3 separate regions of the Mus musculus genome follow, and all the other regions are linked to region 1. Evidence: chromatin loops called from intact Hi-C (ENCODE). Cell type or tissue: left cerebral cortex. All regions are shown on one strand. Each heading gives the region's core, and the rest is flanking DNA. Links, peaks and the distances in the headings are about the cores only. Region 1 holds the start of Zfyve27 (zinc finger, FYVE domain containing 27). Region 2 holds the start of Hoga1 (4-hydroxy-2-oxoglutarate aldolase 1). Region 3 holds the start of Ankrd2 (ankyrin repeat domain 2 (stretch responsive muscle)).

The links. A loop is a pair of places that touch in the nucleus more often than their neighbours do. Peaks named below come from ENCODE experiments on the same cell type or tissue, not always from the same donor. Only the 100,000 strongest peaks of a DNase experiment are listed, where the experiment ranks them.
Region 2: a loop joins it to region 1, with 2.9 times the contacts of the local background. A loop is called at or near these places in 23 of 42 quality-filtered maps.
Region 3: it touches region 1 in a loop (7-fold over the local background); 23 of 42 quality-filtered maps call a loop at or near these places.

The regions. Positions count from the first base shown.
Region 1 is chr19:42,161,543-42,172,522 of GRCm38, forward strand. Zfyve27 (zinc finger, FYVE domain containing 27) reads left to right here and starts at 9,025. Exons shown (of 13, transcript NM_177319.3): 1 at 9,025-9,243; 2 at 10,004-10,201. The coding sequence starts at 10,005. In left cerebral cortex, for the core only: a CTCF peak has its summit at 4,832 (motif pointing left); DNase peaks (open chromatin) are centred at 2,872, 4,815, 8,024 and 8,983; H3K4me3 peaks cover 1,528 bases; H3K27ac peaks cover 1,598 bases.
Region 2 is chr19:42,040,652-42,049,058 of GRCm38, forward strand. Ankrd2 (ankyrin repeat domain 2 (stretch responsive muscle)) reads left to right here. Exons shown (of 9, transcript NM_020033.2): 5 at 1,301-1,399; 6 at 1,718-1,816; 7 at 3,102-3,200; 8 at 3,392-3,490; 9 at 4,210-4,459. The coding sequence ends at 4,356. Hoga1 (4-hydroxy-2-oxoglutarate aldolase 1) reads left to right here and starts at 5,219. Exons shown (of 7, transcript NM_026152.2): 1 at 5,219-5,459. The coding sequence starts at 5,267. In left cerebral cortex, for the core only: a CTCF peak has its summit at 4,741 (motif pointing right); a DNase peak (open chromatin) is centred at 4,766; H3K4me3 peaks cover 580 bases.
Region 3 is chr19:42,029,122-42,040,101 of GRCm38, forward strand. It overlaps Ubtd1 (ubiquitin domain containing 1), which reads left to right. Exons shown (of 3, transcript NM_145500.3): 2 at 2,768-2,995; 3 at 4,468-5,520. The coding sequence ends at 4,853. Ankrd2 (ankyrin repeat domain 2 (stretch responsive muscle)) reads left to right here and starts at 6,906. Exons shown (of 9, transcript NM_020033.2): 1 at 6,906-7,001; 2 at 10,729-10,830; 3 at 10,963-10,980. The coding sequence starts at 6,915. In left cerebral cortex, for the core only: a CTCF peak has its summit at 6,398 (motif pointing right); DNase peaks (open chromatin) are centred at 5,573, 5,987, 6,441 and 9,333; H3K27ac peaks cover 416 bases.

The sequences.
Region 1 (10,980 bases), core at 1,820-9,819:
CAGAGGCACTCATCTGCCTAGGTGTCACCCCTCCCATTATTCCTGAGTGCTGGGATTAAAATGCATTATTACCATGCTTGACTAGTTCCCCACCTCCCCATGTTTTCAAACAGGGTTTGTGTAGCCTTGGCCATTCTGGAACTCATTTTGTAGACCAGGCTGGCCTTGAACTCACAGAGATCTGTGTGCCTCTGCCTCCCAAGTGCTGGGATTAAAGGCATGTGTGACCATTGCTTGGCTGCTAGTTTGGTTTTTAAAAAAGACGTTTATTTTGGGGTTCAGTGGATAAAAGGACTACTTGCTCTTGCATTAGTACACGGTTCCATTCCTAGTGCCCACATGGTAGCTCACAACCATCTGCAACTCTAGTTCCAGGGCAACTAATACACCTGGTATAGATATAGATATAGATATAGATATAGATATAGATATAGATATAGATATAGATATAGATATAGATATAGATATAGATATAGATATATATGAGGGCAAAGTCTGAAATACAAATAAATCTTTTTAAAAATATTATGTATTAGTTTACTTTTGTGTGTGTGTGCATGTGTGTTTGTATGTGTATGTATGTGTGTGTGCACATGCCACAGCACAGTTGTGGAGGCTGCAAGCAGGAAACAAAGATCATACTGGGATTAGCAGGACCACTTTTTTGTTTGTTTGTTTGTTTGTTTGTTTGTTTGAAACTGGGTCTCACAATGTAGAACAGGCTAGTCTCAAAATCAGAGATCTGCCAGCCTCTGCCTCCCAAGTGCCAGGATTAAAGGTGTGCGCCACCACACCTGAACTAGAGATTGAACTCAGGGCTTTGTGCACACTAGGGAAGCATCTACTATTCTGGGCCCAGAGTGTGATTTCCCCCCCAAGAAAGATGAAGGCTATTAAGGCAGGCATACAGGCACACACCTGTAACTTAGCCTTGGAGCCAGGAAGGTTAAAGCAGCAGATCAAGAGCTTGAGAGCCAGAGACCAGCCTGGGCTGGATACAGCAAGAACTTGTTGGGGCTGGAGCGATGGCTCAGTGGTTAAGGGTACTGACTGCTCTTCCAGAGGTCCTGAGTTCAAGTCCCAGCAATCATATGGCTCACAACTATCTGTAATGGGATCTGATGTCCTCTTCTGGTATGTCTGAAGACAGCTACAGTGTACTCATATAAATAAAAATAGATAAATCTTAAAAAGAAAAAGAACTTGTTTTTTGTTTTGTTTTGTTTTTTTGTTTTTTGTTTTTTGTTTTTTGTTTTTTGTTTTTGGTTTTTCAAGACAGAGTTTCTCTGTGTAGCCCTGGCTGTCCTGGAACTTACTCTGTAGACGAGGCTGACCTCAAACTCAGAAATCCGCCTGCCTCTGCCTCCCAAGTGCTGGGATCAAAGGCGTGCGCCACCACCACCCAGCAAGAACTTGTTTTTTAAAAAAATTCTGAGGTATTTACCCCCATATTCTCATGAAAGATATTCTGTGAATCCTTGGATTAATGGATGTTGTTGCCCAGATATTATAACAAAAACATTTTAGGAACCTAAGAAAATAAAATTGATTAATATTCATACATACTTTCAGTTTAATTTTTTAATATTTTATTTATTTTTATTTCATGTATATGACCGGTCTGCGTACATCTATGTCCATGCACCATGTTTGTTCTTGGTCCCTGTGGAGGTCAGAAGTGGGTGTCAGATCCAGTGGAACTGGAGTTACAGATGGTTGTGAGCTGCCAAGAGGGTTAGGAATTGAACCTGTGTCCTCTGCAAGAGCAGCCAGTGCTCTTAATCTTAATCCAATCTTAAGATGGAGAACCATCTCTCTAGTACCTCCTTTTAAAAAAACAAACATTTTTATAAGTTCTTTAGGAACTTCACACAATGTATTTTGACCACATGACTTCCCAACTCCTCCCAGATCCACCCCAACTTCTTGTCTTCTTAGATTGTTCATTTAAAAACTCCAATTTTTGCTCCACACATTTCTAGGTGTAGGGCTATCCAATGGAGCACAGTCAGTCCACCAGGAGCTGCACCTTCAAAAAAACCAAACTCTCTGGGCTAAAAAGGTGGCCAAGCAGTTTACAGGACTTGTTGCTCTTGTAAGAGGACCCAGGTTCAATTCCCAGCAACCACAGAGTGGCTCACAACCCTCTGTAACTCTGGTCCCAGAAGATCTGATACTTTCTTCAGACTTCTGTGGGCACCAGGCACACACGTGTTGCACATACATACACATAGCAAACACATCCATACACACAAATAAAATAAAATACACATAAACACTCAAAATAAAATACACATTAAATAGATGTGTATTTTAAACAAACCCCATAGCCCCTCCCCCCTGTCAGTTAGGGGTAGAGCTTGTGACCTCATTCCATGCTAGAATGTTGACTGAGGTTCTCCTCTCACAACGGTCCGCTGTGGGTTGTCTCCAGAAGTGGGGGATGGTCTCTACGAGGTACTTTCCCTCTGCAGTGAGCTGGCTGGTCCAGGAGGGAGGTAGCCGGATGTAAGTTTCTGACTTTTGAGCATCTTGGTCTGCAAGCAATGTTCAGCAACCCCACTCACTTCCTTGGAAGTCATATGCATGTGCAAAGGGGCTCAGAGCCATCGTCCCCAGACGAGCAGCCTCTGCCCATCAATCCGGTGGTTCTGTGTGAGGGAGTGTGTTATACGTGAGGGAGTGATCCCTGACAGGTTTTGTGGATGATAGTTAATTGCCTCTTTCGTGGGAGCCATGAGGTTTATTAGGGAGGTTTTTGCTGCTTTCCACTGTGAGAGTTTTTTGCGCCAGTGTTTGATGAATGGTTGTTTTCATGGCTGCCAAGAGCTGCTGAGTAAGGATGTAGCTGCCGACGTTCGTTGCCTTGCTGTTTGTCCAACAACTCACTGTCTCCCAGCTGGAAAGCTCATTACTCATGAGCTCTTCTTTCCCAGGTACAAGAACATAAAGATGTATTTATGGAGCACCGTTCAAGGGCAACAGGAGCAAAGCTGTTGATCAAAAAGAATTATACAGTCAAAGAGTGCATTTACATACAAAAGACGAAAATGCAAATGCTAAAGAGAACCCGAAGACATGTGCCAAACATTCTTTCCTTTTTCCATTCATTAAGAGAAGGGGAAGCACAATTCATACAACGTAGAATTCCACATAACAGTTTTCACTTCAAGATGAATTTTACAGAGCTAATATAAGCCATTGCTACCAGCTCATTCCAGAATAATTTCAGCCTCAAAAGAAACACTGTGTATCTTGTCAGTAACTCCGATTTCCCTCTTTGCAGCATAAAGTCTGTTCACACTATTCATTGGGCAGCATGAAGTCTGTTCACACTGTTGGGAAGCATAATGTCACACTGTCTGTTGGGGCAGCATGAAGTCTGTTCACACCATTTGTTGGGCAGCCATCACCACTGCCCCATCTGCAGAGCTCTTCCCATCTCACAGGATGGAAATTCTCACTAAACAACTCGTTTCCCTTCACTTATTATTTATGCATTTTAATAAACAGTCTGACTATGTAGCTCAGGCTGGCCCAACAACTCACAATCCTCCCTCTGACTTGCTAGTACTAAGGGTGCAGGTTTGCACCACCAAGCTCAGGTAGACACTGACCATCTAGTGTGTCAGGTCTCTATACTTGGTTTAAACTGGAGATGCCCAGATGTTGAATGTCTGCTCTCAGAAGCTCAGGGCACCACGGGAGAAATGCAGGGTGATGGCCGTCTACCAGAGGTAGGACAGAGTTCTGTCCAAGCATAGAAAAGGAGGCGAGGGGTTAAATGAGAGATGCCACCAAAGGCATTTAACAGGATGTGGGTGGTGAGTGGGAGGTGGTCAGGGGCACGCCCTCCACAGGGTCTCTGCTCTTCTCAGCTGCTAATGTTACTTTTGTATAATCTTCCTTCCACACTTAAAAAAAAAAAGTTATTAATTGCTGAATTGTTGTATTCGTTCTTATGTATGAGGCGTGTGTGTGTGTGTGTGTGTGTGTGTGCATGTGTGGGGAAGCGGTGCAGAGGGTGACTTTGCAGTTAATTATCTTTAGTCACCTTTATATGGGCTTTGGGGGTCAAACTCAGGCTGCCAGGTTCGTGCAGCAAGCATCTTGCCACCCCATCCCCGCCACATAAAATCAATACAGTATTGTAAAAGTGACTGAGTGCTATATGGGGAATTGGTTTCTTGCCTTGTTCCATGTTGGATTTCTTGCTCGGGAATGTTAGTCATAGTGCCGGTAAGACACTCAAGAATCCCTCTGGAGAGCCCCAGCTGAGAAGGTACCAAAACCTTCTTCCAGTGTGACTGTATGCTCATGCCAGCACCAAGTTAGCAGCCACTCAGCGCCAACGCTTACAGGGACAAAGCTCCATCCAGCCTCAGATGCAGGTGAAGCTAAGAACTAGCTGAGGTGTCATCCAAACCTACACACTGTCCATTCAAACACCTCCAAACCCTAGAGCCCTAGAATAGTGTGAGGCAGTGCATGTTAACTGCTCCTTAAGGAATTTTGTTTTTGTTTTGGAGGTGCCCTCTTGCCCAGGCCAGTTACCATGGTTCTGGGGATTGAATCCGGCCAGAGCTTTGTGTATGGCAGGCAAGAGCTCTGCCAGCCCGAGGTGTTAAGTTTGAACAATTTGAGAGACAATAATTTGAACAAGTATTGAGAGACATGAGAAAGATAAGGAATATTCTGAAGAAGTGAGAAAACAATAGAGCCTAGCACGGAAGATCTGGCCAGGAACCGGAATTTGAAGTGCAGAGATGATTCCGAAACTCACAGTTCTCGGGAAGGGTAGGCGAGTGCGCCCCCTCGTGGCAGAAATCATGCTTAACCATTCAACCTTCCCAGCTTGCGCTCAGAATGTCAGCTTAGAATTCCTCCAAAGGCCATCGTGAATTTTATGACTCAGTTATGTGGCCCATAAACACACTCCCGTAGCGATGCAAGACTATCCTCTGAAATGTCAAGTTAATGTGTTAAGAGTCCTCTCTGGTCATTTTCTGTTCTTTCTTAGCCTCTTGTTTTTATTTGCAAAGCCTGCTGATTCATGATTTTCAGGAGGAGACAAATATGTAGAATTCAATTATAAAATGTCAGAGCTAGGCCTGGAGGTATATCTAAATGCTATAGCACTTGCCTAGTATATGCCACACCCTGGGTCCCATTTTTTACCAGTACTGAAAATAACTAAGATAACCCCAAAGTATCTTATGAATAGGGCAAGGCTTTGCTCATTGTTCTGGTCTTTAGAGCCTTCTTTTATTCGCTGATATTTGTCCCAAAAAAACCCCTAGGAGTTTGGGAATCATATTCCCCAATCCGAGAGTAGCTGAAGGGGAAAATAAATATAATTAACATTGCCACCAGTCACAGCCAGCCTCAGGTCAGACACAGGTGGGAAAGTTGCCAAGAAAATGAAATTTGCCTTTGGGGAGAGTTACTGATGGTAGAATGCCAGGTGGTTAGGTCATCGAAATAAGCAATTTTTTTCTCTAAGGAAGGAGGCCTTATTTTCTTTGAGGCAGGATATTGCTATTTAGCCCAGGATGACCCATGGTGCTGGGATCACAGGTCTGCTCTCCCACACCTGACTGGAACAGAGGCAGGTAACTCTAACTCTCCCCTATGCTCAGACTTTTACTGGAGGAACCAGTGCGTTGTATTCTGTCTGAGTCGAATTAGTGCCTCCTATGGAACTAAGAGCTCCTGGAGACTTTTTTTTTTTAAACCGAGACAGGGTTTCTCTGTGTAGGCCTGGCTGTCCTGGAACTCACTCTGTAGACCAGGCTGGCCTCGAACTCAGAAATCTGCCTGCCTCTGCCTCCCAAGTGCTGGGATTAAAGGTGTGTGCCACCACTGCCCAGCGAATGAGACTTCTTATTTCTACCAGACCCAATGCACCATTTTAAGGGAAGAGATATTATACTGGGCCTTAGAGTGGAAGAAACGAGAACATGCAAACTTGGAAGATGCGGGCGTGAGTGCCCAGACCTTGGGGAGATACTGACAGGCATGAATCACTTGGGGAATAGTTGTGCTAGAGGCTAGGTGCATTGAAGTTACTCCAGCCAGTTTTCCCGGTAGCCTCAGTCTAGGCAGAGGATCCATTAAGCAAACAGGCAAGCGACTTTGCATGTGCCAAGTGCAGGACTGGGCAAGCCCAGGGAAGCAAGCCAGACGGACACCTATCCCACTGGGGTGTATGAGGGAAGACTCCCTGAAGAGGTGAGGTGAGCTCTGAGCTGAGCTGTGAAAAGAGTAGGAGGTGGTCAAAGCTGGAGCAGGTTCTGGAGGAGCCGAATATGCCTGGGCCTGGGGGGCGTGTCCCAGGGGCGTGTCCGGGGGGAGTGTCCCTGTGTCCATGAAGATGGTCTCAGGTGAGTATCGGAATGGGTAATGGTGTGTGTGCAGGAGGGAAGAGGGAAGAGTGGGAGCGGCTATGGACCCTGTAGGTTCAGGGATGAGCTGGGTCAGAAGAGGGAGAAGCGGGGTCTGCAGAGGCTGCGTGCTTGAGAGACTAAGGGGGCCCCTGGGAATAGTCATCCAAAGGAGGAGGTAGATTCCAGCAGACAGCTTTAGTACTACGTGTGGCATTCTAGACTTCTGGACCTCCTACAATGATGATGAGTCTCCTCGTCCTCCTCCTGGCCTTGAACTAGCTATGTAACTGAGGATGGACCTCATCTCCTGATACTCTTACCCCCATCCCCAAGTGCTGAGATTACAGCCATGTACCTGGAGTTGATGCTGGAGATCACACCTAGGGCTATGCAAATACTCTAGCAACTGAGTAGAGTATTTCATTAACTCTGGGTCTACATCACTAACTCTAACCAGCCCCAGGTCCTCTGCAAGAGCAGCAAGTGCTGTTAATTGATGAGCCACTTCTCAGTGCCCACCCACAACTAACGTTAAAAAAAACATTATTATGTATGTGGTGTGTGTGTGTGTGTTTGCAGCTGTGCATGTGTGCATGAGAGGAGGCAAGAGGACAGTTCTGGGGAATTGCTTCTCCTTCACCATGGGGCTGGGGGATTGTACTCAGTCCTTCAGGTTTGTACAGCAAGTGTTTTATCCACCAAGTCATCTTGCCAGTCCACAGATTTTGAGCACTTAAAATGTGCTGAGGAGCTGGGCGGTGGCACTGCACGACTTTAATCTCATCCCTCAGGAAGCAGAGGCCAGTCTGGTCTATAGGGCGCATAGTGCCAGTGCTCTAGCTTCTGATGACATTAGCTAACGGCTGATGGTGAATGTGAACGTGAATGCAATCCCCAGGGAGGGTTAGAAGCAAGGAAGGTGGCAGATAGATGACATTCAAGGGAAGAAAAACCCTAAGGAGACCTTGAGGGTAGGAGGCCAAGAGAGGTGGTCTCCTGGACGCTCAGGTGGGGAAAGGAAGAACAGCGAAGTGTCCAGTGTTGCTGAGAGCTCCTGCAAGGAAGACTGGAAATGTTCGCTGGGTGTGGCAGCCAGAAAGGCAGAGGTGACCCAGGAAGACGGGATTACAGTTGGCGAGGGCTGAATAGGTGAGGAATGAGCAGAAGAGCGGGCAAGTCAGAGGAGGAAACAAAAGTGGAGGTAAAGAAATTTCTTGTGCATCTTGTCTCCAGGCGAAGGGGTATTACTGAGAGTAAAGATTTCAGAGCCTGTGGGACAGTGACCAGCCTGAAGGAAGTGAGGAGAGCCCAGATTCCCAGTGCAGCTGAGTCCTGGCTGAGGAGAGCAGGCGTGCCTGTCTCTCTGAAAAAGAGATGCTGGACGAGATGTCAGTGAAGCTTTGGGGTAGCTCAGAGGAGGGGTTATTGTCGGCTGAACAGCTAGGGAAGGCTGCTCACAGCTGACTCCTGCTATGATGGCTTGCTTGGGTTTGGATGGAAGCAAGAATCGGGGCAGGCAGGTGTGACAAGCAATCTGAGGACTTGGCAAGAGTCCAGGGCCCTTGCAGGTAACAAAGAGGGTTCAGCTGGCTGAGACTGAGGCACCTGAGAGAGAACAGCAGGACAGATGAAGCCAGTGGATGCAGCCTCGTGTGGGTGGTGGTATGGCTGGGGTTGCTGGCATCCAGTGATGTATTTGGCTCAAATCCCAGCTCCGAGCAGTTTATGTGCTGTGACATTAAAGAAGTTACTTACCATGACTACAACTCCTCATCTGTGAAATGGTGATAACCCCGATAGGGTTATTGAAGGAGGAACAGATAAGATAATGTGCACAAAAAGCTTAGTGTACTGCCTGCCTGCTGGTTAAATGGAAACCCATGGGAGGTGTGTTTTAAGGGACAACAGCTGGGTCACAAGATGTGAAGAGGATAGAGCTAGGAACGGCCTGCACAGGACCTTGAACACAGCAGCTACGGACCACCGTTCCGTCTCTGCTAATGTTGTAACCCTCGAAATTACTGATACTACTAGAGAAACTTCAGTGTCGTGTACAGTTTGTCTCTGCGTTCTCACGGCAAGCACTATAGCAGACAGCTGGTTTCTGTGCTGCTGTGTCTTCCTGCAGCAAGCCAGGGGCTCTCTCACCGTTAAAATGGCACTACCCATAGGCACCTGACATACAAGATGTGTTTTCTGTCTTCCCTAGGTTCTCAGAGCTTCTATCCACATTTTCTTTCTTTTTTTTTATCCTTCTCCATCCCTGCCCCCACACGCCCCACTTTTTTTTTTTTTTTTTTTTTTTTTTTTGAGCCAGAAGCTCCCATAGCCAAGACTGGCCTTGAACTTGCAATACTCCAGCCTCAGAAACCAAAAGGCTGTGGTTACAAGTGTGTCACCACGCTAGACTCTCTAACTGTCCTTGCTGTAATGTTCCGGAGCTAGGCTGGCTCCCAGGTCCTAGGACTCCCGGGCATTAAACGAGTCATCTCTTGGGTGGCAGGAACAGAGTTAACCAGAAATTAGCCAAGGAGGGAAGAGTGCGCAGGCGCAGTATCAACGCGCTTGCTCACCTGCGCTTGGGTGGGAGGAGCTAAGCCCGGAGGCCGGACCCAAGGCGGGACGGGCGCGGTGACGTCACGGGCGCGCCACCGCAGAGTGAGTCGCGTCCCGGAAGCGACGGCGGTGGAGGGGCAGACGGTTCCCGGGTGGACCTGCGACTTCGGAGCGTCGGTGGGAGGTGGCGTGGCGTGGCGTGGGGTGGGGCGGGCCTGGCCTGAGGGACCGCTCCGGGGCTTGGTGGCCCTTCTGTCCCCCTGGCCGTTCCTGTCTCTTCCTTTCCTGGGACAGCGTCCGGGTAGGTGACGACCGTGACGCCCCAGCCTCACTGTATTTATTTACGGAGCCTGGCCCTCCGGCCCTCCCACCGCGTGTGGGTCGCCACCTGCAGGCACAGCGACCTTAGGCGTGTCCTGCCCTGCGCGGCCTCAGACAGGCTGGTGGTCTGGGCCTCTGTCGGCACTGACCTGCTAAGCCTGTCTCGCGCTTGCTTGGGTTCCCTTTCTCCCTAGCTCGTCCTGTCGAGAGTTTGGGGTCCAGTCGACCCCTTTCCAAGTGATGAATGGGAGCCAGGGTTAAGAGCGTGATAAGAGTGTTGTTAGGAGAAATTCATGAACCTCTGGGAGCCCTGGTAAGGGTCTCCCAGTGTACACTGGCGCGTTCATAAAGACTTCCCAGGACAAGATGGTCCCCCTTACCCTGACACCTGAAGGAGGAGCTAAAGATAGGAGAAAGATGTCACAGGACATCTTTTCTCTTGGCATTACCTACTGCCTTCTTTCAACAACCTGGTTATTAATGGTTTATATGCTCTTGAAAGGTCTGTGAGGGAAAGGAGCGTTGGAGGGGCTCATGAAGAGTGATAGGCTTTATAGCGAAGACATCCCCTTCACCCTGCTACTTCCTACTTCAGTAGGAATAAAATTTCTTGCAGTGTGAGATGGGTATTCGCGTTCACCTCTCACAGTTAACCTTAGGAACCACACGAACTGTAATGCAAGGGGGAAATGTGTTGTAGTCTGGAAGTGCATCGTGAGTGTAGGGATTTACGATTACAGAATGCAGACTTCGGATCGGGACCTGAGTGGGCCGGAGGCGAGCCCCAGCGGGATGCCTGAGGTTCTCTCTGAGTGTCCACCTGCCCCTACCAAGTCAGCAGCGTTTGATCTCTTCAACCTGGTCCTGTCCTACAAGAGGCTGGAGATCTACCTGGAACCCCTGAAGGATGCAGGGGACGGTGTTCGATACTTGCTAAGGTACAGACTTTAGGGTTCCTTTGTTCTTCCTCTGGGCTCTCCTGTCTCCCTGGTCTTTAGCAGTTCTGGCCAGCTAGGCAGTAGTTGGGCTATCCTTTCTGCTCTAGCGATGACTAGTTCTGGGGAGACTTGTGTGACCTTTAGGTGTATTCAGGTCTACTTGTGTTCCAGCGCTATGCAGGGAAGGTGGGAACTGAGAACCACTTGGTCTTCATCAGGACTGTAGTTGGATAAGCTCCTCTTAGGGACTGCTGGAAAGACACTGGCCTAGTATAGCTTAGAGCAGATGTAGGGATTTTTTTTCCCTTTTCTCTCTGAATATTAATGTAATTAATATTAAAATCTTGATTTTTATTCTTTTGTATGCATGTGGCGTTGTGTGCAGGTCAGAGGGCAGCTTTTGGGAGTTAGCTCTCCTTCCAGGGTGGATTCTAGGGACAGACACAGGCTTGGCAGCAAGCACTTTACTGGCTAAGCTATTTTGTTGTTGTTGTTGTTTTTGTTTTCGAGACAGGGTTTCTCTGTGTGACCCTGGCTGTCCTGGAACTCACTCTGTAGACCAGGCTGGCCTCAAACTTAGAAATCCTCCTGCCTCTGCCTCCCAAGCGCTGGAATTAAAGGCGTGCGCCACCACTGCCCAGCTGGCTAAGCTATCTTACCATCAAGTTATAATTTTAAACAAACTCAACTACAAATACCTTTGAAAAAACGAGATGCCATTTTCACTGTTACTTGGGATTATGGTTTTCAATTTTTTTCTATTTTTGCTTCATTTTTTT
Region 2 (8,407 bases), core at 408-8,407, 120 kb before region 1:
TCAATTAAGACAGCTCAGGAGATTTGGGCTAAAAATCTTCTATCTCCCTAGAATCCCTAGCTGTAGGACCTGGACCTGTGGCTACGCTGTTCCCTCCTCATGATCCAGATCGTACTAGTGTGGACCATGAGTGCCACAGTACATGTTGAATGGATGGAGGGACTATAAAGTGTGTGCGGAGATAGGACACTTTCTCTTCCTTGTGATATTCACTCATGCTTCTTTTTACAATTATCTTTATTTATTTTAAGACTGGGTCTCACTATGTAGCCCTTGCTGTCCTGGAACTCACAGAGATCCACCTGCCTGTGCCTCTGTGTTCTGGGATTAAAGCTGCACACCACCACGCCTGGCTTACAATTATTTATTAATATTGTTAGTATCATTTGCAGCTCCAGGGCACTGTGTGTGCTAGGCAAGTGTTCTACCACTGACTCACACCCCAGTCCCTATTTTTATTATTCTACTGTGGAAATATATAACATGAAATACATCATTTTAACCATGTTGATTCAGAGTGGCACTGATTACAGTGTTGTACGACTATAGCCACCATCTGTTTTTTTTTTTTTTTTTTTTTTTTTTCCTGTTGCCTGGTGCACTTTTTTTTCCTTGCTCTCATCCCTGTCATGATACCAAGCCTGACAGTGGCTACCTACCCTTGGGCCTGCTCTGTACTATGATAGACATCAACTACGTCTTTTCTGTTCTTTTGCTTCCAGGCTCTTAATGGTTTTTTTTCCCCTCCCATTTGCTGCATATCAAGACAAAAATATAAGATAAAGCAAGAGGAGGGTCATGGAAGACTGCCCATAACCAGATGATTAGCCCATAGAAAGACTTTCATTGTGGCACAAGGGTTCCCTGAATCCCAAGCAGAAAGTGGCCTTCAGAGAGGGAAGTCTGTTCCTTCCTGCCTGTGCATCCAAGCCCCGCACTTCCTGTCCTAGGGATGCAGACTCCAGCCTGTCAGTGTTTCCCTTAGACTCAGGAATGAGCCGGAGGCAGCTTGGAAAGAGGTTTCAGTAAAACCATGGCACACATCTGTGAATCACCACCAAGCATCATAGCATGTGAGGTAGAATAGCCATGACCAGCAGGGGTGCCAGCCACGGGCGTCAGCTGTCCAAAGCTGTGGCTGGCTGCACAGGAGCGGTGAAGAAGCTGGAGTCCCAGAGCAAGACTCCAAGGCCAGTCTGGATAAGAGCTGGCTAAGCACAACACACATAGGCACCAAGTTTTAGCAAGGCCTAGGCCTCGGTTTCATGGAACTCAGGCCTGACAGTCTCTTTGGGGACAGTTCCGTCGGACAGCACTGCATCGGGCCTCCCTGGAGGGACACATGGAGATACTGGAGAAACTTCTGGAGAATGGGGCCACCGTGGACTTCCAGGATCGGGTGAGAGGGCAGGTATTGGGTGGGAGGTAAGAAGTAGATCTAGTCTGTAGAATTCTACTTCCTGTCAAATCTGTTTTAGTGGGCTGCCAGTGGGCTACCAGGGGGCCAGGTCCTACCTCTGTGTGTTCTGTGACATCCAGTGAGCCCCATCACCCCCTAAATTGTCTCTGGGACTCTCACGTGGACTAGTTGGGTCCTGGGCTGTCTATCTGTCCTATTCCCATATCTTTTGTCCTTCCACTTTCTTGGCTTCAATCCTTTCCCCAGAGAGCTTCTTTCCCTTCAGCTCTCCCGTTAAATCCCATCTATCCCTTCCAGCTGGACTGCACAGCCATGCACTGGGCCTGCCGTGGGGGCCACCTGGAGGTGGTGAGACTCCTGCAAAGCCGGGGGGCCGACACCAACGTGAGAGACAAGGTGAAGCAGTGCTTCAGTACACATTGGGGTGCATGGGAGGATGGGGACAGCCAATGGCAAACAAGCTCAAGTGGTGGCCGGTGGGCAGGTAAAGGACCAGCCTGGTTTCTAGTCAGCTGCAGAGAGGCTTCCGGCCCTCCAGGGAGCTTGGCAGGAGCAAGCGCTGAGAGGAGACAAAGACAATACTCTCTTGGAGCTGTGGTCCACTGAGAAGATACAGGGTTTGTACATCCTTGGCATCCGCCATCCTTCATCATCCACCCGCCTGTCCATCAGTTTATTCATTTATTCATCCATCTCTTTACATGGAACCTTGAACAAATACCTTGGCTTCCAAGGCACCGTTTGTCAGCCGTAAAACGTGTGGAGTTCTTACATAGATTAGGAGGAGAATGTTTGTAAAGGAATTACTTTTTAACACAAGAAGCTTTTGCCACATCTACCACAGTCATTTCTCAGTTAATGGCATCGAATATAATTATTCAAAAATGCCGGAGCTGGGTGATGGTTTCACATCTTTAATCCTAGTACTCGGGAGGCAGAGGCAGGAGGACCACTAAGATCAAGGTCAGCCTGGTCTACACTGTGAGACTTTGTCTCATTAAAAAAAAAAAATTACTAAAGAAAGTGCGCCAGGTGTGGTGTGTGACTCCATGGTAGCATACTTGTTTAGTATGTGCAAGATCATGGGCTCAGTCCCACTGTTCCAATGAATAAGCATGTTAATTGATTGAAGGAGAACCTAGATACCTGGGAGGCAGAGATAAGAGAATTGAGAGTTTGCAGCTGCCTGGGCTAGGTAGTGAGGCCCTGACTTTTTTTTTTTTTTTTAAGATTTTATTTATTTATTTTATGTATATGAGTACATTGTAGCTGTCTTCAGATATACAAGATGAGGGTATTGGATTCCATTACGGATGGTTGTGAGCCGCCATGTGGTTGCTGGGAATTGAACTCAGGACCTCTGGAAGAAGTCAGTGCTCTTAACCGCCGAGCCATCTCTCCAGCCCAGAGTCCCTGACTTTTTACAAAGGTGGAGGAGTGGACAATAGTTCACTGCCAGGCAAGAAGGGAACTGTAGTAGGCTCGCCAGAGGAGGTGGCACTTAGAGCTGTACGATCAGGCAACTGGGAGGGATAGTGGTATGTTGGACCATTCTCTCCTGTCCAAGGCTCAGGCTTTGGCACTCGGACTTGAGAGTAGGATTAAGCTGGAGATAGCTCTTCCACCCCAGGATACCACAGCCCAGGCCCATGTGCCAACAGTCCTGTTTCCTCCCGCACAGCTACTGAGCACTCCCCTGCATGTGGCCGTCCGTACTGGACACGTGGAGATTGTGGAACATTTTCTTTCCCTGGGCTTGGATATCAATGCCAAAGACAGAGTGAGTCCTTGCTTGCTCCCCTGCTCAGCCAATATGGGTGTAACAGCAGCCTACCAGGCTGCCAAGGGCGAGTAGTCCTTCCTTACAGGACCCTAGGGTGTCTGCTTCTGAGCAAGGTCTTTAGCCCCATCTCCTATCACCCTACCCACCCACTGACCTCAAGGGTTACCTGTGTGCTACACTGATTCTAGGAAGGGGACAGTGCCCTACATGATGCCGTGAGACTCAACCGCTACAAAATCATCAAACTGCTGCTCTTGCATGGGGCGGACATGATGGCTAAGAACCTGGTGAGTCTGTTCCTCGGGCTTGGTGGTTTGGGGTGCCCTTGCATGGTGGATGTTCTGCAGAGGCCATGGGGCAGCCACAGCCTAGGTACTCATGTCATTGGCGCTTGGCTACACCATCCTAATCCCAGGTCTCCCTTCATGTGTCAAGGCCCAAAGCATAAGTTTAGAGAAACAATAAGAGAGGTAATGGGAGGACTTCCCCAAGGTTCCCAGATAGGTGAAGGGGATCGCAGTGCCCAGGCCCAATCCATGGAGGGCCAGTGGAAAGGGAATCAAATTACTTGGTTGGTGTGGCCATTCTAGCACCTCATGTTGGTTCGTGGTAGGTCTCAGACTTTCTATGAATAGATGTCCTCTGGCCCAAGCCTATCTATTGGTTCACAGAACAATCACAGGAGAGGGGCATGGAAAAGTTCTTCTGGCACAGGAAAGCATAGGGACATTGAGGGAAGCAAGAGCACATGGAGAGGGTGTGGATGGTCTTAGCCTTGCAGACACTGGGGCTGGACGATTCATAATGAAGGGACTTTCCTGTGCACTGTCCCAGCATCTCAGGTCTCTGCCCACTAGATAGCAGTAGCAACCATAACCTCTAGTTGTGAAATGCAAGATGGCTTTACCCCTGGGCATTTGCCTCTAGCTGAGAACCACTGGTACAGCTGAAGACAATTTCGGGTGGACTGCTCAAATCTGAGTATGTCTACTTCTATTTTCTCCAGGCGGGAAAGACCCCCACGGACCTGGTCCAGCTCTGGCAAGCAGACACCCGGCATGCCCTGGAGCATCCCGAGCCAGAATCAGAGCAGAACGGACTGGAGAGGCCTGGGAGTGGCCGTGAGACACCTCAGCCTATACCAGCCCAGTAAATACCTACCCGGAGCTGGGCACCCAACCCCCTACTATGAGCTGCCTGCAGCCAGTCTAGCAGGAACACCCCTAGATGCAACACAATAAAGTGCTGGCTTTGCTATTTGTGGCGTTTGTCTCTGTTCGTGCTCCAAACACGTAAGAGCAAAGACTGGATGCTAGAGTGAGCTTGGGAACGCAGGAAATGTGGAGTCCCTTGGGTCCTGAATTAGTAGGTCTCCCGACGCTGGCCTGGCCTTGCTTTGTCCCTCTCATCCTGCTTTTCTTTCCTAATCCCTGGGGCCGCGATTGTGGTATGTTTCACACTGTGGCATACTCATCTTCTGCTCCTATCTTCAAGACTGTTCCATGGAGCTGTGTGTCCCTGTGTGGCCAGCAGAGGGCTAACACGTGACGGCCCTTGGCAGCCACTTGTAGACAGGAGGAGTGATTTTTCACAACTGCTTCTGGAAGAGCAAGTGGTTGGCTACAGTAGGGCGGGGCCAGGCCAGCTCAACCAATCAGTTCCGTCATGTTCAGCCAGCCTGGAAACGGAGGGTGTGCGTGTTGGGGTCGGGGGTAAGGGTGGGGTGGGTGGCTCCAGGCCCTGGCGCTGGGTAAAGAGGTCCCTGTCAGAGACTGTTTTTAGTGTTGAAACCCCAAGGGCCAGCTCTCTTTTAGGCCGTAATTGTGGCGTTTCTCCAGCGGCTTTCCAGCAGGGAAGAAAGCCGGCCTGGAGACTCTCTAGACCCGCCCCCGACCTGGGACACCCAGTGCAAAGCTGCACGCTCCCAAGCCATGCCCACAGGTTGTGGTGGGAACACAAAATTTTAACTGTGTATGTAGATCATTAACAGAGCGGGGAGGAAGGAGTCCAAACTCAGTTCCCCTGTGGTCACAGACAGCTGAGGCTCCAGACCTCCCGCAGAAATGCTGGGCCCCCAAATTTGGGCCTCCATGAGGCAGGGTCTGAGCAGGGGCTTGTCTAGGAATGTGAAGGGCAAGAAGGTAGACATTGCCGGCATCTACCCACCCGTGACCACCCCATTCACCGCCACCGCAGAGGTAGACTATGGGAAACTGGAAGAGAACCTGAACAGACTGGCCACCTTCCCCTTTCGAGGTAAGAGGGAAGTTGGGGAGCCAGATCCAGGAGGGTGGGGAGCTGTGGGGAAGCTCTGGCACTTTGGACAGAGCCTCACCTGCCTTTGTTTCCCCATCTGGGAAGGGCTAAGGCACCTTCTTTACTCCCAGGGTTATTGTAGTGAAAACATGGGGCAGTGAATGGGGGCATCCTTGTCTCTCAGGCCCGCTTGCTGATGGGAAGGCGCTAGCCAGGTCACACAGGAGGGCAGCCTGTTTTCAGCCTCCTTCCCCCTGGAGCCTGCCTGGGGGCTCAATGTGCTGGATCCTCTGATCCACCTCTTGTTTTAACCTGGGTCCTCTCCTTGAGGCCACGGACTACATCCTATGTGAGATTCATCTGCCTCACAGACATAGGTCCAGTAAGAGAAGGTAGAAAAGGGCAGTCCCCTGCCCTGCTCCATCCCATTCCACCCACCCAGAGCAATTCCTGGTCAGTGCTGTCAATGACACCATCTTGTAGGAGGGAACGTGGGCTCCCAGAGATGTGGTCACTGTCTAAAGCCACTCAGCTAACACATAGCTGAGCTGAGACTTGAACTGCTGACTAGAAGCTCTGTTCTGCCCACTGATTCTAAGTTGTGGGATCTATCTAAGACTATCCCTACAAATGTCGTTTGGTGGGTACCAGCTTGGAAAATGGCTTCCCTCTGACTGAGAAGAAGGTACAAGCTAGCAGCTAGGATAGTGGACTCTAGTTTCCAGTTGCAGTTTTGCCAGTGGTCTTACTCCGTGGGATACTCTAGCCCTGTTTCCCCATATGACACACGGGAGTGATAATGCTCTTGCTGTGGGGCAGCCAGAAGAAGAATCTGGAAGAATGTGAAGAAAAAGAATGGTATAGATTCTATAGTGCTATAGATTGGAAGGGATAGACTCTTGGGAAGTCTCAAACCCTGGGAGAACTATCTGAAGGATCTATTTAATATATCAAAGCGGACCTGGCTGCCAGGTTCTCCCAGCCTCCTTCAGTCCCTACCTGTTACAGGTATGGCTGGCATACCCCACCCTCTAGTTCCCTCTTTCCCCAACTCTCCAGCTCGGGGGCTGGGCTGCCCTATCCCAGAGGCTCTTCTCTGTAGAGTGCAGCCATTTTGGTTATCCACCCCTTTCTTTTACATCTTGGCCCCTGCACCTGATTCCCTTCCCTCCCATCCCCCGTCCCCTCCTTCCTCTCCTCAGTGGCTCAGGGTCCTGGTCACTCTGGACTCTCCCAGATGTTTCTGCCTCTGGCTATGCTCTCCCTTTGACCTACAATGAACTTTTCCCTCCACCACACCTAGGAGCAGTCATGCCCTTTTTCAGTTTTTATTTTTTTTTTTATTTTTTCATTCAACACTGTAGCAAAACTGCTTGGTGCTTGGTGACAGTGACCACTGGCCCAGGTGAGCCCACTTCATAGCTCAGGACCCAGATGATGTTTGTGAAGGGACAGTGGCCTTTGGGTGCACGTTCTGAGTGAGCAGGGGATAGCATGGCTACTAGAACTTGCTTATGCTGGCCTGGAGGGATAACCCTTAGCTTCAAATTGAACACTGTGCTTCAGCTTAAAGATCAAGGACACTTAGTGTAGGGGCCAGAAGACTGGCTTCTGTATCCATTGTGTTTCTGAAATCCTGTATTTAGGATTTCACAGAGATCTCCACAGTTGTCTTTGAATTCCCCCTTTGTCTCTCTAACTCATGCAACCAGCATCGGGTGCCCTGGGCAGGTTTGTTGTTTGGTTGGTTGGTAGAGGGAAGGATTTGGCTTCTGGGTTCCTGATGCTGTCTGATTCCTCCATTCACCACATAGCAGGAGATTGGGGCTTTGGGAGGAAGGCGACCAATCTCTGAAGTTGGAAGACTCCTCCTCTGGCTATTATAGCAACTGAGAAATCACACTCAGGCTGGAGAGATGGCTCAGACATTAAAGGCTAGGCTCACAACCAAAAATATAAGAGAAATCACACTCCCTCTGTAGTCCAGTTTCCTTACTTGAGAATAGGAGCTAAGCCCTCAGGATCTTAGCCAGTGGCTCAGTATAATTCCCCCAAGATAGGCAGCCAAGATAGGCTGGCACAGAGGACGAAGAGTCAGGGGTGTCTTTTCAAGGTTCTTGCACTTAGCCAAACATTGATATTTCTCTTTCTGGAATAGACCTTGCAATCTTAACACTCAGGAGAAGATAAAGACAGTTGCCAAATGCTATTGCTACTTTGTATCAGTGTGGGTAACAAGCCCTCCAAAGAGGTGGGAACCTGCCCTTGGTGCTTCAATGAACACAGAATATTCTTGAAGGCTTAGTCTGAGACTGTGAAGTTATTTGTTTTGATTTGTTTTTTTTTGAGACGGGGTTTTTTTCTGTGTAGTCCCGGTTGTCCTGGAATTCCCTCTGTAGACCAGGCTGGCCTCGAACTCAGAGATCCCTGCCTCTGCCTCTCAAATGCTGATAAAGTATTGTTAATTTGTGATTGTTTAAATGAAGAGTATTCCTTTAAAATAAAAGTTAAGGACGAGATGGCACACTGGGTAACGGCTCTTGCTGTCAAGCGATTTGTTAAGTCCAATCTCCAGAATCTATGTAAGGTGGAAGGGGAGAACTAGTTTCTACAAGCTATCCTTTGACCTCCACGTGCATGCCATGGTACACATGTCTCTCCCCTCCCACAAATAAATAAGTGTAAAAGGCATTTTGGGGGGACAGATTAACTAATACTTTATCAAATGTGTTAAAAAAAACCCACAATTATTAATAAAAGGACCATGCAAAACCTTTAGCCTCTGTTTATGGAAAATACATGTCAGTTCTGGGTCACAATTGTTCTGTTGAACTACCAAAAAAACAAATCATAAGAAAGTATTGAAAAGCTATGCAATGGCTGCTTTTAGTGTCAGCTACAACAGACCAACCCCCATTAGCTGTTTTGGAAAGTGAAAGTGGGCCTTA
Region 3 (10,980 bases), core at 2,821-10,820, 130 kb before region 1:
GAGTAGGACTTCAGGTTCCCTGGATCTGGAGTTATAGCCAGATGTGTTCCAGTATATGGGAGCTGGGGAGCAAACCAGAGCTAGTGAGACAGCCAGTGTTTCTTAACTGCAGAGCCAGCTCTCCAGCCTCAAAATGTTTTAGTCACGTGAAAAGTTGACATTAATATAAATATGAAGTAAAAGGATGATTGAAATCGTATATTGGCATGAAAATATCTTAACTCCTTTCGGGGAAAAGGATTGTAAAGAAATGAATTTAATATCATGATCCAAGTGCAGAGTACAGGAGAATATTGCACCTGTCTGCCTGCCTGCCTATCTCTCTCTTTATTTCTTTCTTTTTTCCTTTTTTTTTTTTATGACAGGGTTTCTCTGTGTAGTTCTTGCTGTCCTGGAACTCACTCTGTAGACCAGGCTGGCCTTGAACTCAGAAATCCGCCTGCCTCTGCCTCCCAAGTGCTGGAAGTAAAAGTGTCCACCATATTCCTTTTGAATTCTAAGTAATTTTTTCCCAGTGGCAGCATAGTACAGTGGTCAGAGGCTGGACTTGGAATCAGAAAGTCATGGGCTTAGCGTCTGTTTGGCTTTTGACGATAGACAGACTCCTGGTTTTCCCATCTGTTGGGTTGTTCTGAGGTGTAGCCACGCGCCAGGGTGCATTTCTAGTATGCAGAAAGCCTTGCCTTTTTTTTTTTTTGGTTTTTCGAGACAGGGTTTCTCTATATAGCCCTGGCTGTCCTGGAACTCACTTTGTAGACCAGGCTGGCCTCAAACTCAGAGATCCACCTGCCTCTGCCTCCCGAGTGCTGGGATTAAAGGCGTGCGCCACCACGCCCGGCTCTTTTTTTTTTTTTTTTTTTTTTTAAAGGAAGGAAAGAAAGAAGGCAGGCAGGTGAGGTGGGGCATTGAGTCTGAGGACTTTCCTGTGTTCTGGCATACTTGGCTGTAAATGGTTTGCGTTACTAGGTTTCTCCTTGTTTATGGTGTGGCTTTGGCTATTTATAAGGTAGGAAGCATATTCATGGGCATACGATGACCCCCTTTTCCTCTCAAAGCATGGGGGGTGGATCTTCCTATAAGGTAATTATTCCCATGATCCTCTTGAAAAGCTTAAAGATGGACCATAGCCACAGTTCGAACGTTCTGTAATGAAGTGGAGTACTCTGAGGATACAGATCTGTCATTAGTGCACAAGTCTGACTACTGGGAAAGTTCGCTGGCACCATAGTTGCTGGCACCGTGGGAAGACCCTAACTGCAGCCTCAAGGATGCTTGTCCATAAAGGGCGTCCTGGCCACTGAGCATTGCTGGGCACTGCTGGGCCTTCCTAGTTAACCCAGCTGGTCTTATTCTGTTATTCTTAAGGTATCTGTACTGTTTCCAGATTTCTTTTATGCTGAACATATACTTCTTTATAATCCAAGAGCAAGATAAAAATGTCCAATAACAAGCTGGAGGCAGTGGGACATGGTTATATTCTCAAACCTTAGAAAGCTGAGGCAGGAAGATCGTAAATTCTAGGTCAGCCATGAGATATTCCATAAAATAAAATAATAAACCTTTAACAACAGCAAAGGTTGTGCAAACAGTCCCTAACTTTGGATCTTTTCATTGTCTATCTGTCTTTTTTCTTTCCTTCCTTCTTTCTTTTCCTTTTTTCCTTCTTTCATTTCCTTTCTTTCACTTTCTTAATTTTTTTTCCTTAAAAAATCACATTGTCAAGGTTAGAGAGATGACTCAGTGGTTAAGAGTGCTTGCTGTTCTTACAAAGGACCCTGGTTCAGTTCCTAGCAATCTTGTATGGCTCACAACTATTTGTAAGTCCAGTCCCAGAGGCTCAGATACCTCCTTCTGACCTCTGAGGGCACGAGGCATACACATGGTGTGCACATGCAGCTAAGACGCCCATACAAATCACAGAAAGTTTAGAAACACATACCCATACCCACACGGAAGTCAGAGGGCAGCGTATAGGGGCTGGTTCTCTCCTTCCACTATGTGGGGTCCTGGGAACAAATGTAGGTAGTGCCTTACTCACCAAGCTGTCTCATCGGCCCAAGATCTTTTGATTTCAGAAGGTGCAGAAGTGACAGACAACCAGTAGAAACCACACCTCAGCTTTTAAGTTTGATCTTTTCCTCTGCTAGCAGCGTACAGTGTGACACCCTCCCCGTGCTGGCTAGCAGCTGTCTCAGCCATTCATGGACAGCTGACACTCAGCTTGGACTGAGTTGCTAAGCTACAGTGGTCTGTAGATTATAGACACTGAATTTTGTCTCAGAATATTTTCAGTTTATAATGGATTTAGTAGTACATTGTAAGTTGAGGTTCATCTGTACAGAACATACTTGGCTCAGGGGCTGGAGAGACGATGGTTCGGTGGTTAAGAGCACCTGCTTCTCTTATAGAGGACCCTCGTTTAGTTTCAGCTCCCATGTGGCAGCTCACAGCCGTTCATAACTCCACTTCCAAGACGTTTAACACCCTCCTCTACTGGTTTCCTTTGACACCAGCCTTGCACATGGTGCACACATATAAAATAAAAATAAGTAAATACAAGGGACAAGAACATACTTGCCTGAAATCTTTATTTCATATTCCTAATGTGGGTTTCCATACTCTTTCCTGCTATTCAGAAAGTGTCCCAGTGCCCTAAATACATAGGGACTGGTAGAGTGAAGTCCCTGATAGGCCAGGGCCAGAGAGGGGGTCAGTTACAGCTTAAGTGGCTTCCAAGATGCTGAACCTGTGCACCTGTCTTACCTAGGTCGCAATGAGCCCTTGAAGAAGGAGCGGCTCAAGTGGAAGAGTGACTATCCCATGACTGATGGGCAGCTGCGGAGCAAACGAGATGAGTTCTGGGACACAGCACCTGCCTTTGAGGGCCGCAAGGAGATCTGGGATGCCCTCAAGGCTGCTGCCTATGCTGCTGAAGCTAATGACCATGAGCTGGCTCAGGCCATCCTGGATGGAGCCAGCATCACCCTGCCTCATGGTAAGCAGGCAGGGCCTGGGCTCTGTCCTTACCTGGACTGGGGCTGGAGGTTTCATTAGCGCAGAGGTGGAAAGCAAGTTTCTCATGTGAGAAGTTTCTGTTTTAGCTGGTGGAGATGAAGGAGTATGCCTATATGTGTGACTGTCTTCTTCGTTTAAATGACTCTTTATGGCATGAACAAAGAAGCACAAGGCACAGAACCAAGCGTAGTGGCACATGCCTGTGGTCATGAGAGGTAGACACAGGGGGAGCTGAAGTTCAAGTTCAAGACCAGCCTAGATTACATGAGACTGTCAGAAGGAGGAAAGGAAGGAGGGAGGGATGGACAGAATCCCCCTTTGCCTAGTGAGAAGACAGGAAGACACCAATAAAACCTACAAGTTTAAAAGGCACTCAGGGCCTGAGAGCATTTGAAGCACTGATCTGGAACCTTCTGCTGCATTGCCGCATTTCTGTTCCTAGCACCCTCATTAGCTGTGAAGGGAAAGTGACAGTGACCTTCAGTCACAGACCTGGGTCTTTTTTTGTTTGTTTTTGTTTTGTTTTTCAAGATAGGGCTTCTCTGTATAGCCCTGGCTGTCCTGGAACTCACTCTGTAGACCAGGCTGCCCTCGAACTCAGAAATCCACCTGCCTCTGCCTCCGGAGTGCTGGGATCAAAGGCGTGCGCCACCATGCCTGGCTTCAGACCTGGGTCTTGACTGTGTTCCTTTCTCAGCTTGTGACTTTTCCTAGCCATATGTCCCAGAGCAGGGCAAGTCTCAGGTTAGAGCCTGAGTCTCTTGCAATCACAAAGGATTAATCGTGATGTGCATAGTACCACCTAGTCTAGTACCAGCACTTACAAGGATACTGAAGACTAAATAAATGTGTTTCCACCTGCATTATATCATACCAGTAAGGAGACAGGGACCCAACCCAACACTTGCATGTGCATTCAGCCACCACAATGTTGAATAAACACATAAGAGGTAGCATCCTGTGGCTGAGGAGCCAGAACCTGATGACCAGGAGGTTAGCCCCAGTCTACTGACTATGGGGAAGGGCTAGGGACAGTGAGGTAGCTGTGGTGAGTGAATTAACCTGCTTACACTGTTGTAGCAGAGGACCACAGGCAGGCTCCTTAAACAGTAGAAGTTTGTTTCTCACAATTTGAGAGACTGGAAAGTCCAAGGTCAAAGGCCCAGCTGTTTAGTCCTGATGATGCTTCTTGGTTTTTTTGCTGTTTTTACGTGGTAGGCGTGCAGAAGAGAGGACTGGGTGGGTTCTCTGTTTTTATTTGGTAGGCATGCAGGAAGAGAGGACTGCTCGGGTTCTCTGGGGCTTTTCCTTGAAAGGAAGCTGGTCCTGTCATTTACCCGTGTAATCTTATTCCTTCCAAATATGCCTTAACATGGGAGTTTGGGGGACACAGCATTCAGTGTGTGACATCAGGCCCCCCAGACTACACTGATCACCCTGCCTTTCCCACAGGAACTCTTTGTGAATGCTATGACGAGCTGGGTAACCGCTATCAACTGCCCATCTATTGCCTGTCCCCACCTGTGAACTTGCTGCTGGAGCACACGGAGGAGGAGAGCCTGGAGCCTCCCGAGCCCACCCCTAGTGTGCGCCGTGAATTCCCACTGAAAGTGCGCCTCTCCACAGGCAAGGACGTGAGGCTCAATGCCAGCCTGCCTGACACGGTGGGGCAACTCAAGAGGCAGCTGCACAGCCAGGAGGGCATTGAGCCATCCTGGCAGAGATGGTTCTTCTCTGGGAAGCTGCTTACAGACCGCACAAGGCTCCAGGAAACAAAGATTCAAAAAGACTTCGTCATCCAGGTCATCATCAACCAGCCCCCACCACCCCAGGACTGACGGACTGACGGACTGACGGCACCAACTCCTAGGAAAAGAGGCCATGGGGGGCCCTGCAGGCTGTGGGGCCCAGTCCTGCCGCCTTCCAGTGCTGCTGTCTTCTTCAGGGGCGCCTCCCACCGCCCTGCTGTATGGCTCTTAGTGAGCTGCGAAGGGACTTGCCCTCTGGGGCACTGGATCCACCAGTGCTCAGCACCCAGGGAGCAGTGCTGCCTGCCACACACAGGCCTTGCCAACCTTGGAGAAAAGGCACATGGCACTCTCCACCACAGGTTGGAGCCATGGGGGCCGTCCTGGCGACCTGTCATCTGGTGCCACGCTGTGCTCACTCCAGTTTTCTGCTCAGGGTTGGAAGCAATTGCTGTCTCCCCTTTATCCCTCACCATGACTCTGCCCTGGGCACAGTGCCAGTCCCCTGGATGGGGAGGGAGCCCGGTGGGCCCCAGGGCTTAAGGAGCTTCAGGTGGGCCTCTCTGCCTCTCCCTGCACCCAGCACAATCTGCAGAGATGAGGCGGGTGGCTGGATAGCCAGGCTTCATGGCAGGGGTTTGCACAGGGCTGTCCCCAACTGTAACCCAGGCAGGGTGGGGTCCGAAGCCTGGTCATAGCCCAGCGGGGCCCTGTGTACAGACACATCTGCATTTTATCAATAAAGCCTTTGCTCCTCTCTTGCCTAGCACATGACTTCCTGTTTCACAGCACGCCAGCCAGCCGGAGCCCAGAGCTTCTGCTGGCTTGGCTGCAGATGGGCACAGCAGAGCATCCAACTGATGCTCCTCCTGGGGGCCCTAGTCTCATCCAACCTCGCTGTGTTCTGTGGGTCCTGAAAAAGGCCACTTCACCTCTGAACACAGTTTGCTTTCCTTTAATGGAGAGATGGTGCCTCCCACCCTGCCTCCTGCAGCAGTTGCTGGGACAATTATGTGTCTGTGTGTGTGTGTGTGTGTGTGTGTGTGTGTGTGTTGGGGGGCGGTCCAGATAGGAAAAGTGAAGGAGCACCCACAGAGGGCAGCATAGCCATGTGGCAACCACCCCACAGGGCCCACATGGGATGCTGTGTCAGAGCGTGGGATGACAAGCTTCCAGAAATGTGCGAGCCAGAGACAGACAGGGCTGTCTCCTCCTGTTTCTTCTGCAGGACTGTGTACATCACCAGAGGGGAATCTCGGGTGCCACTTGCAGTTGTAGAAGTATGGAACATTTGTAGTCCACTGGCAGATTAAACCTAGCTCATAATGACCTCGGGCTCCAGGCTGGGAGTCCCAGGCGAGGAGCTCAAGTGCAGGTCTGCCTTTCCTCTGTGTATTCTCTGTTCTCGGGGAGTGTGACCAGCTCCGCCCACGGCAGTCTGGCATCGCCTAGTACTCGTGAGATGGCCTTAGCTCTGAACTCTGACTTCCTGAGCTCTTAAAACAACACTAGGTTCTGCTGAGGACTCCAGGAAGATGAAACAAACAGATGGACAGGTTCTGTTCATGGCTAATGGACACGCCATGCAGCATAGCCGTGTTTCCCTAGGGCCCATGGGACCCATAGCAGCCACCAGAGGGCAGCAGCCGTTCCAGCTCTTGCTTGGAGAAGGTCTCGGATGCCCACAGGTCTGCTGGGGCTCATACTTGGTTTTTCAGGCTCCCCTGCCTGGCACAAGCTAGACAGCATTTCTGGGCATCCAGCAGGTGGCACTCCAGCCAGACCAATGGCAGCATGTAGGTCCTTTGCAGCCCGTTCACCCTGGCTAAGACTTAGCCAGTTCCCAGCACTGAGGACACACTGGACAGGCCTCTTTCCCGCAGCTGTCCTTCGGGGCGGTGTGCCTTCTGGCTCTGGTAGGCCAGAGGTTAGGGGAGGGGCAAGTTCCCTGGCCTGGACAGTGGCTTCCCATGCTCCCTGGGGCTGTCCGAGGTGAAGGTGACAGGTGGGGGAGGCAGGTGGAGAGTTGAGCTAGTAAGCTCATGACAGATGGAGAAACGAGCCTGTGAGCTAATGACAAAGGCGCCCAGTGGGCGGGGTGGGTGCTTGGGCCTATAAAGACCCCATGCCCTGTGGCTTGCAGAAACAGTCATGGAGGGTACCATGGAGGGGCCCGAGGCGGTGCAGAGAGCCACAGAGCTCATCGAGCAGCGGCTTGCCCAGGAGGAAGAGACTGAGGTGGGAGCTGAGGTGAAGGGTGTCGGGGAGGGAGGGAGGGGGGCCTCAGGGTTAACGGTTGGTCCATCTGTGCTGTCATGAGAAGGGAAAGTCGGCTGCTACCTGGGTCCAGACAACATGCTACTTCCCAGGGCCCAAGCGGGATGTTCCTAACATGGTTGTGGGTGGTGGGAGATGGGGCTTCAGCCCCGCAAACAGGCACTTGGAGGGGGCAGGCCTTCCCGAGACCCTGCCCACTCACCTGGGCTTCAAGAGATAGACTGGACTGGACAGAGAAGACAGATGAGTATTCTCTGGGAAAACCAGAAAGGTAAGGTCCTGACACACACACACACACACACACACACACACAGAATGTCCCCTGGATGCCAGGGCTGGTTGCTGCGGGAGAGCAAACTGACAGGAGTCAGGAAAGGAGATGGGGAAGGGCAGCTGGGACTTAGCCAGGACTGTTGGCAGAGGCCTAATGCACACACGGGTACGTTTTCTCTTGGCTAAGTTAAGTGGGGCTGGACTACTGACTGGTCCTGCTCTACATCTTATTCAAAAACAGTTGAGCCAGGTGTGGTGGTACAATCCTATAATCTCAGAGGTGGAGCCAGCCTGGGCTACATGGTGAGATTACCCCCCCCTGGGGTGGGGGTAGAGGACCAGGAGCCTAGAGTCCAGTGCGTAGGGCGAAGGTGGGCACTAATTGTAACCTTTTATTTGTATCATCAACTAAGAAGAAGGCAGAGGGCAGAAACGGGCGTATGGAAAATGGAGAGTAGTGATGAATGGGTGGGTGAGCCCTTCTGGTCCTCTGGGACTACTCTGGTCAGGATGGAGTGTGAGCTGGACCTTTGGGATTAAGAAGTGTGGTCGGGATGTGGGGAGAGGTACTTGAGGCTAAACAGCAGATAGATAAAAGTGGTCATGAAAATGTGTGACAGACACCAAGAGCTGGGGCTAGAAAGAGGGCCAAGGACAAACCAGAGAAGACCAGGTAAGAGGTGCAGGCTCCGTGAGCAGTGAGGACCACTGACTGTTAAGAGTGCTGTGCCACTGTCTGACCTGTTATAGAGCCGGTTCTGATGTTGCTGATGTTATTAGAGGGGGAAGGGGGAGCCTATCGGAACTCAGAGGCCCCCATCATTTAAGAGAAGTGATGAGCTCAGATTTATCAAGGGGAGTGTGGACAGCAGCCGAGCATCCCAGGAATCTCGCTCCTCCCTCCCCCGAGAGCGTGTGCCCATGGCTGCTGCTGCTGGACAGGAACGTCATCTGCTTGTCATCTCTGGAGTGTGGCCACAAGACACTGGAAGCTTCTGTGAGGGGACACGGTCCTCCCCCATCCATTCATCTAACAAATATAGCCACAGGGCTGCAGGGCCACAGGTACCCACAGTGCCAGCCTTCTCACCCAGCTCCTCTCCCTGCCAGCGTCTTTACAAGCATCCTCTCTAAGCTGAAGTCTGTTCTGTGGAGTCAGGTGGGAGTTTCCTTCTTACTCCGGACCTGCATTCGATTTCATAAACATTCAATGAATGCAAACTCTGCCAGCCCACCAACAAATCTGAGAGGAGTCAGAGTAAGAAAAGGGCAGCACTAGAGTGTAAATTCCTCCTGTATTGGAAGGAATAGAAGGCAATAGATTTGCTGCTCACCAGGTAAAGTCTCCATTAACTAAGAACTACCGGATGGGCAGAGATGCTGCGTCTGTGTGGCCATTACTCATTCACTTGTTCATCGTCTGTTTGATTAACAAGTGTTAAGTGAGCAACTACTCCATGCCAGGCCCTGTCACAATAAATGCTGGAAACAGCAGGTGATTAAGCCCAAATTCCATCCCCCTGATGCTCCCTCATAATCCAGCCAGACTCCCACAAGCTAGTTGTAGCCCAAGGTCATCTCTTTTTTCCTAAAGGAAGATGCCTGAGAACAGCCCTGGAGACTCCAAATCATACAATCCTACAAACCTGCCAGGTTGTGTAGTCAGAAGTCTGGCAAGAAAGGCAGTCAAGGGACCACCAAAATAAACACTGGGAGAGAGTTTGATAGAGCGTTAGACTGTCCTGTGAAGCCCTGAGTTCTAGCTCAGCGCTACGAAAAATCAAAGTAAACGGGAAACATCGGAAATAAAACCTAGAACCTTCCCTGGGAGAGGCTAGAACCAGGGCTCTGTGGGAATGGGCAAGGTGCCTGGGCCACATGAGGGGCAAGTTCTCCCCAGCTGCCCTCCTGCCTGGTTATCCTCAACCTGGGCACATATGTCTACCCACGCTGCTTAGGAGACGCTGGGGAAGAAGTGCCAGAACATCACTAAGACTGAAGCAGTCTGGGAAACCAGAGCTTCAGATGCAGAGAGGAGGCTCGTCATACCAAGACCACGTGACCGTGAAAGCCAGAAGCTGCCGCTCTACCCAAGCTCTGGATATTCAGAGCCGAACGTTTCTGAGAAAAATGCCGTATCTAGCATAGAACTACCAAGCTTTTATATCGCCGAAAGGGCTGTTGTTAGGGGGAGAAAGACGATGGGGCTGGGGACTGTAGCTCAGTGGTAGAGCCCTTGCAAGACCTAAGTTCAATACCTGGGGCTTGGGGGACACCAAGACCAAAATTGCCATCTCTGGTCACAATTATCTCATCAAAACGATTTTTTTTTCCTAATTAGACCCCTGTATCCTTAGGTTCTACCTCTACGGACTCAACCAACCACAGACGGAAACTTTCTTACATTTTGGCTTTGTGTTAAATTTATGTGTGTGAATATTTTTGCCTGCATGTATGTCTTGCATTACATGCATTTCTGGTACCTACAGAGGCCAAAAGAAAGGGTTGTATCCCCTGGAACGGGAATTACAGATAGTTGTTAGCTGTCATGTAGGTGTTAGGAATCAAACCTTGTTCCTCTGGGAGAGTAGCCAATGCTTTTAATTCCTGAGCCATCTAACCCTATGGAAATATTTAAATTTTTTATTTGTAATGAACATGAACAGGATTTTTCCGTCTTTATCCCTTAAACAATAAAAACACTCACATTGTTTTAGTCACTATATATAATATTGAGGTTAAAAATATACGGGACTGTGTATAGGGGTCTTAGGGTTTTACTGCTGTGTACAGATACCATGACCAAGGCAACTCTTATAAGGCAACATTAAATTGAGGCTGGCTTACAGGTTCAGAGGTTCAGTCTATTATCATCAAGGTGGGAACATGGCAGCATCCAGGCAGACATGATGCAGGAGGAACTGAGAGTTCTACATCTTCATCTGAAGGTTGCCAGCAGAATACTGGCTTCCAGGTAGCTGGAACTAGGATCTTAAAGCCCACACCCACAGTGACACAACTACTCCAACAAGACCATACCTCCTAATAGTGCCACTCCCTTGGCCAAGCATATACAAACCATCACAGTAAGTATATATAAAGAAGTATGATATTTTATAAAAGGGCTTAGATTATGCTAGAATTTGTTGTGGTGGGTTTTGTTTTGGATTTTAAGACAGGCTAATGTGTAACTCCAGCTGGCCCAGAACTCACTATGTGGACCAGACTGGCCCTTCAGAGCAGTAATCCTCATTTTTTAGTCTTAAGCGCTCAGATGGTAGGTGTGTACTACTACGCCTGGACAAAAAAAAGAAAAGAAAAGAAAAGAAAGAAAAAAGAAAAGAAAAGAAAAAGAAAAAGAAAAAGGAAAAAAAATCGTATCCTTAGTCTTAAGTAGGTTTCGATGGCTTTCTAGAAACTTCGAAGATCCGCTCCTGGGAAGCTGTCCATGGACATGCTAGTGCTAGAGGAAGAGAAGCGCCTCGGGGTTCAGAGTCCTGCTTTACAAAAGGTTAAGGTAAGCGTGGAGGAACGAAGAGTGTGCGCTCAGGTGACAGGCCAGCTAGACCCTCGACCCGCTGTCATCCTGCTGCCAGCTTGGCTCTTGTGGCTCTTGTATCACTTGTATCATAGGACCATCTCCACACAGGGCCAAGAGCGCGTGCGC